Regions from separate parts of the Homo sapiens genome. Here region 2 is linked to region 1. The links are chromatin contacts, found by Hi-C in ENCODE. All regions are on one chromosome and are shown on one strand. Each heading gives the region's core, a stretch centred on a gene start or an enhancer-like site at or near the end of the contact. The rest is flanking DNA. Distances are from core to core; before and after follow the strand shown.

Region 1 (2,894 bases), core at 10-2,509:
ACAGATTGTCGATGTTACACAAGTGCTTTAATGAAGTTTTCTTTTGTTTCTGTTTGGAGAGGCATTAGAAAATATATAGGCATTGGAATACTGTGTCATTTCAATACAAATCTTGAAAGTCAAAGCAGGGCAGTCACTTTTGTGTAAAGAAAAAAAAAGTACTGGACCCTGGTCCAATTCAAAAGCCCTGGGCTCAGATTGATACACCATTAACTAGCTATGTGACATTGACAGAGGCATTTGATCTCGGAACTCAGTCCTCCACTGTGTAACCCCAGGACACTAGATTAGATCAGTAGCTTTCAGTGAGGATAATTTGGAGCTTTGCAGCTTCACCATGCCACCACAGGGGTCTGCCCAAGGATAGGAAGGAGCTTGGTGGGCTGGCCCCCAGGCCCTCCACTTCTGTTTCCTTAAAAGCAGCTCCTTCTCAGCTTTTTAAATTACCTATTTATAATTTACATTAGAAAGTATATATGATTTCCCTTATAAGACAGAATTGTACTTCTTTAGGAAAAAAAAAAGCAACCCTAGGATTAGATTATTTCTGTGTTCTCTTGTCTCTAAAATGTCAATGATTCCAATAACTGGGTAGCTAAGGAAGAAAAAGAGAAACTGACCCGTTATCTCTGGCATGTAGCTAATGTCTTGAGTATCTGGAATGGAATAATAGAAGGCTAAGTCCATCATTTATAGGCTCATAAGGGTTGTAATGTGCTGCTTTATCTGATGAATTTTGTTATATGAAATTATGAATCAAATATATGAATATATTTAAATATATGAATCTGTTCACAAATAGAAATATCATAAATTTACTTTTTAATAAAATATTGAATTATTTTGAGAATTTGCATTATCTATTGTGTTTGGTAAATGTCGAGACACACAGAGTAACACTGGACAGGAGCACTGAATTATAGTAAGTTACAAGAGCCAGAGCTAAATGCTTTTCTCTAAACTGCAATCAGTAACTCAACATATTCTGCTGCCAATGTTACTCTGTCCAGTGCTGTTGTTATAAATGTTGCTGTGTCAGAAGCCTCTGTTTCTATAACTTTCTCTCCATTATCAGTTGGGCTTAGTTGTAATATGGATGAGGCATTTTATAGGAATGGTTAAAGAAAAATATAGTCATTTCTCAATTTGATCTTCAGTCTCCCTAGGAAGGTTCAAGTTACTAGATGGGTGTAATTGCTCATACACACCTGGACATGACTCACCTTTGAAAAATAAACAAACAATCTATCTGCTTCTTGGCTACCAGAAACCAAAATCAACATTAAAAAGTGTCAAACCTCCTTAAACAGCCAGATCACTGGTTGCAAAGACTGCAGAGGAAGAGATATAAAACTATCTTAGCCAAAAACTTGGTCGTGATATATTAACCCTAAGTGTTCCAGAGAAATGTAAAGCAGAAACAAAACAAAACAGGACAGCTGGATCATCCAATTCTCATCCATGATGTTCTGCTTTTTTATATGGCTTTTTCTCCCTCTAATGACTTTATGTCATAATGAGTGAGTATCAGCTCATTTAAAAAATTGGAACCAATCCAAGGAAAATACACAGGGCTGCTGCCCTTTTTACCAAAGATCTTTCATTAACTAATGTTGATGGAAGCAAATTTCACCACAGCAATTTACATGGTAGTTGAGTTGCTATTTGTATGGAACAGCAAACCAGAGAGTAATAAAAGAAAACACGAACATGTCAGTGGTGAGCAAGGGAGCAGAGCAGCCCTTTAGCTCTTTCCATGCTGATAAGAAGAGTAGAGCAGACCTTCAGCTCTTTCAATGCTGATAAGAAGAGCAGAGCAGCCCTTCAGCTCTTTCCATGCTGATAAGAACAAACAACAAGATTGTTCATTATAATGAAAGATACTAATCACGCTGTTATCACAGTATTAAGTCACTTTAACTATCTAGGGGTCTCACCTATATTCTCTTGTGTTTTGTCTGTTTGCATAGAGTGGTGCTTCTCAGCGATGCCCAGTAGCCATATTTCATCAGCACAGGTTAATAACCGTGTTCATCATTCCAAATGCATGTGCTTGAACAATGCACCTAACGAGTGAGCAGTGGCATACAGCAATGGTGTGGGTGGAGTGAGCAATTTTGGGGATATAAGTTAAATATCAAAGATAGAAAGGCAGTAGTTAAGGAGAACATGGATGTAAAATATGGATGGGCCAGAGGCAGTGGCTCACACCTGTAATCTCAGCACTTTGGGAGGCCGAGGCGGGCGGATCACTTGAGGTCAGGAGTTCAAGACCAGCCCATCTAACATGGTAAAACCCCGTCTCTACTGAAAATGTAAAAAGTAGCCAGGCGTGCTGGCTGGCACCTGTAATCCAGCTACTGAGGAGGCTGAGGCAGGAGAATCGCTTGAACCCAGGAGGTGGAGGTTTCAGTGAGCCGAGATGGCGCCACTGCACTCCAGTCTGGGCATCGGATGAGACGCTGTCAAACAAAAAAAAAAAAAAAAAAAAAATGTCACGGACGCCCTGATTCAGGGAACTTTTAAAGCAGGTCAGAAGAATACAGACAAGTGTGTATTTTATTTTTAAATCAGTATGAAGAAGGGTGCAATTAAGTATTGAGAGGTACAAATGAGAGCATGATTAGACAGAGCAGGATGATAGGAGAGCAAAGCTGTAGAAGTGGCTTTGTACTAACTAGGTGATCTCAGCCAAACCATTTGCATTTCTTTGAGTCTCATGTCTTCATATATTTGTTGTAGGATGAAACATTTTAAGGTGGACTAGAAAGTTCTTCTAGGTTTCTGAATAGAGATAAGAAGGTTCAATACAACTACATCCCTGGAGACTTTTAAAAATGGCAGTAATCCAACAAAAGCTAATTTAAGAAAAAGAATAGAGGAAGAATTATGTA
Region 2 (3,039 bases), core at 453-2,952, 880 kb before region 1:
ATAAAAAGGAAAGTTTTTACTTTTTGGGTATTTTTTTACGAATAAGAAAAAGTGAGCGTTAATCAGTTCAAAAGGAGGTACTGCTGTGTAATGGGCTTTGTACGTTCCTTCTCATGTCACTTACGTCACTACTTCGCCATCAAATTGAACAAGCTTTTAATTAGATCCTGAAAATTCACTATGCTAGTAGTTTATTGGTAGTATTATATTTTGAGTAGAACTCTGATTTTCCCTAGAGGCCAAATTCTTTTTATCTGGGTTAATTTCTTTTAAACATAACAATGTTAATGCTGAATTGTATATTAAATCCCATTTCTAAAAACCACACAATTTTTTCTCATGTAAGTTGAGTGGAATGTGGTTAGTTAACTGAATTTGGAATGTTCATATAAATAATTTGTTGCTGCTCAATCCGGTTTCCCACTGCCTCCTCTCTACCGCCCAGTATAACCTCGTTAATTCACCTCTCGGACTTGGAAAGAATGTCTCATAAGTCTTGGGAGATAAGAGATTCAGGTATCCCAAGTAAGGATTCTAACTTCGAAAATGAATATGTCATTGAGTTTTACACGATTCAAGATTCAAACGTGGGCAACAGAAATCTCTGTTCTTGGAAACAGATTTATTTCAGGATGTGAAAGCCCAGCTGTGGGTTTCAGAGTTTGCACACCTGCATTTCCTCACCCTTCATCTGTGGCCATGCTCGTAGATGCTTTTCTTAGGAAAATTTGATTAATTGAACTTTTTTTGTTCTAAATGCAATCTGAAATGAGTAGAGACTAACGCTGGCTGTGCGTGCGTGTGTGAGTGCATGGTAGTGAGGGGTTGGGGAGCCTTCCAGCTGATTTTGTTTCCCTTAAGTACTAATGAAGAATTTACTTGAATTGTTCTAACCTGTACATGTATTTTCTTTGACCTATCATTTGGACAATGTTCTGTGGTTAACATCTTAAATTTTTTTTTTTTTTTTTTGAGACAGGGTCTCACTCTGTTGTCCAGGCTGAGTGCAGTGGCTTAGTTAGAGCCCACTGCAGCCTCAAAACTCCTGGGCTCAAGAAATTCTCCCACCCCAGCCTCCTGCATAGCTGGGAGTACTAGTGTGTGCCACCACGGACAGCTATTTTTTTATTTTTTGTAGAAACAGGGTCTCCCTATGTTTCCCAGGCTGGTCTCAAACTCCTGGTCTCAAGCGATCCTCCCACCTCAACCTCCCAAAGTGCTGGGATTACAGGTGTGAGCCACTGTACCCAGCCCATCTTACTTCTTTCAGTGCATGGAAATTTACTTCCAGGACCGCGAGAGCTGAGAAGAGCACGGTATTTTCCCTTTAGCCTTCTTTGGACCGTAGCTGAAGTATGTGCTGTAGGTGAAAGCACCCACACTGGGCCTGTAAAGAACTGCCTTTATTTCAAAAGGAGGAAAAAGTAATTGAAGCCTTAAGTTTGTGTAATTGGTATCTGTATTTCATCACTCATTTGAGACTTAAAAGTAATTAAAGCCTCATAACTAGACTGATGTTTTGTGTTCTCACATTAGCTAAACCAAAGAATCTATTGAGTCTCAACACAGTACATTAAGTTAAGAGAGCACATTTGTGCCTTCGAGCAGTTAAATAGAGGAGAAACCCATGAACAGAGATGAAACCCCAATTTACAGAGAAATGAAACTCCATGTCATCTGACCTATTGCCACTACTTAAAGGGGCTTTGTAATTGTGAGTCACCATTTCAGGGCAGGCCATTATGACAAATCAGACAGATGCATAAGGGAAAGGTCCATGGCTGGGTGCAGTGGCTCACGCCTGTAATCCCAGCAGTTTGGGAGGCCGAGGCGGGCGGATCACGAGGTCAGGAGTTCGAGACTAGCCTCGCCAACATGGTGAAACCCCTTCTCTACTAAAAATACAAAAATTAGCTGGGCATGGTGGTGCGCGCCTGTAATCTGAGCTACTTCGGAGGCTGAGGCAGGAGAATGGCTTGAACCCAGGAGGTGGAGGTTGCAGTGAGCTGAGATCGTGCCACTGCACTCCAGCCTGGGTAACACAGCAAGACTCCGTCTCAAAAAAAAAAAAAAAAGATCCAGACACAACCAACCGTTTGATCCTCGCATGAGTTCTTCTGAGTTGCCCAATCCCCTCCCAAACAGATTAGTGATAGTCAGTCCTAGCCCCACTGAATGGCCCTATGCGAAGGAAAACGGGAAGGACGCCATAGCGAGAAAGTTCTGGACTGCAGTCGAGTCTTCACAGTGGTTGGGTGACCCCAGACAAGTCATTCGCTGTACAGGGTTCTCATAGGCATCAAGAGACTGGGTACTGGGGATGGTCCTTAAGGTCCTGTCCAGCTGTGGGAGGTCTTAAGTGCCAAAAGAAACCAAATTGACTTTTTATTCCACTGACACCAGACCCTTTACAAGGCTTCCTGGTGGAAATGACAACATTCCACTGTCCTAAAATGGTTGACTCCAAACAATTTATAAGTAAAGTTTATGTTAAAGAGGTCAATATTAAAGTTTATACATAAGGGGTCGGGCGCAGTGGCTCATGCCTGTAATCCCAACACATTGGGAGGCCGAGGCAGGCAGATCGCTTGAGGTCAGGAGTTTGAGACCAGCCTAGGCAACATGGTGAAACCCCGTCTCTACAAAAAAAAAAAAAAAAAAAAAAAAAAAAATTAGCTGGGCATGGTGGCGTACGCCTGTGGTCTCAGCTACCTGGAAGGTTGGGAGGCTGGGGTGGGAAGATCACTTGGGCCTGGGAGGTGGAAATTGCAGTGAGCCAAGATCATACTACTGCATTCCAAACTGGGTGACAGAGTGAGACCCTGTCTCAAAATTTAAAATAAAGTTTATAACATAAGGTTTCATGTGGGCATTCATTCAACAGCCTTTATTAATCACCTACTATCTTCCAGACCCTGAAGTGTAAAATGAATTTAAAGATGAGTATGAATGAAAGACTGAAATGAAAGAGGCTGTTTTCCTCTGCGGGTCATCTTCACCATTGACTGAACACAATATGTGACAGATGCTAAGTGTTTT

Evidence for each region. A loop is a pair of places that touch in the nucleus more often than their neighbours do. Pooled maps may share reads with other maps.
Region 2: a pooled map shows a loop between it and region 1 (15-fold over the local background). The contact joins two enhancer-like sites. A Hi-C loop is called at or near these places in 3 of 37 single-sample maps with no recorded cell type and 7 of 50 pooled maps.

Annotation. Positions count from the first base shown.
Region 1 is chr14:80,583,741-80,586,634 of GRCh38, reverse strand. The region is part of intron 19 of CEP128 (centrosomal protein 128); the gene reads left to right. Among named protein-coding and RNA genes, the nearest start is that of CEP128, 360 kb to the left of the region's middle. Within about 2 kb of position 1,259, at least 3 of the 41 ENCODE cell types and tissues checked have a DNase peak (open chromatin) inside an H3K27ac peak, as active enhancers do.
Region 2 is chr14:81,468,919-81,471,957 of GRCh38, reverse strand. SEL1L (SEL1L adaptor subunit of SYVN1 ubiquitin ligase) reads left to right here. Exons shown (of 21, transcript NM_005065.6): 21 at 1-411. Among named protein-coding and RNA genes, the nearest start is that of LINC02308, 20 kb to the right of the region's middle. RefSeq lists an enhancer at 1,373-1,432. Within about 2 kb of position 1,702, at least 3 of the 41 ENCODE cell types and tissues checked have a DNase peak (open chromatin) inside an H3K27ac peak, as active enhancers do.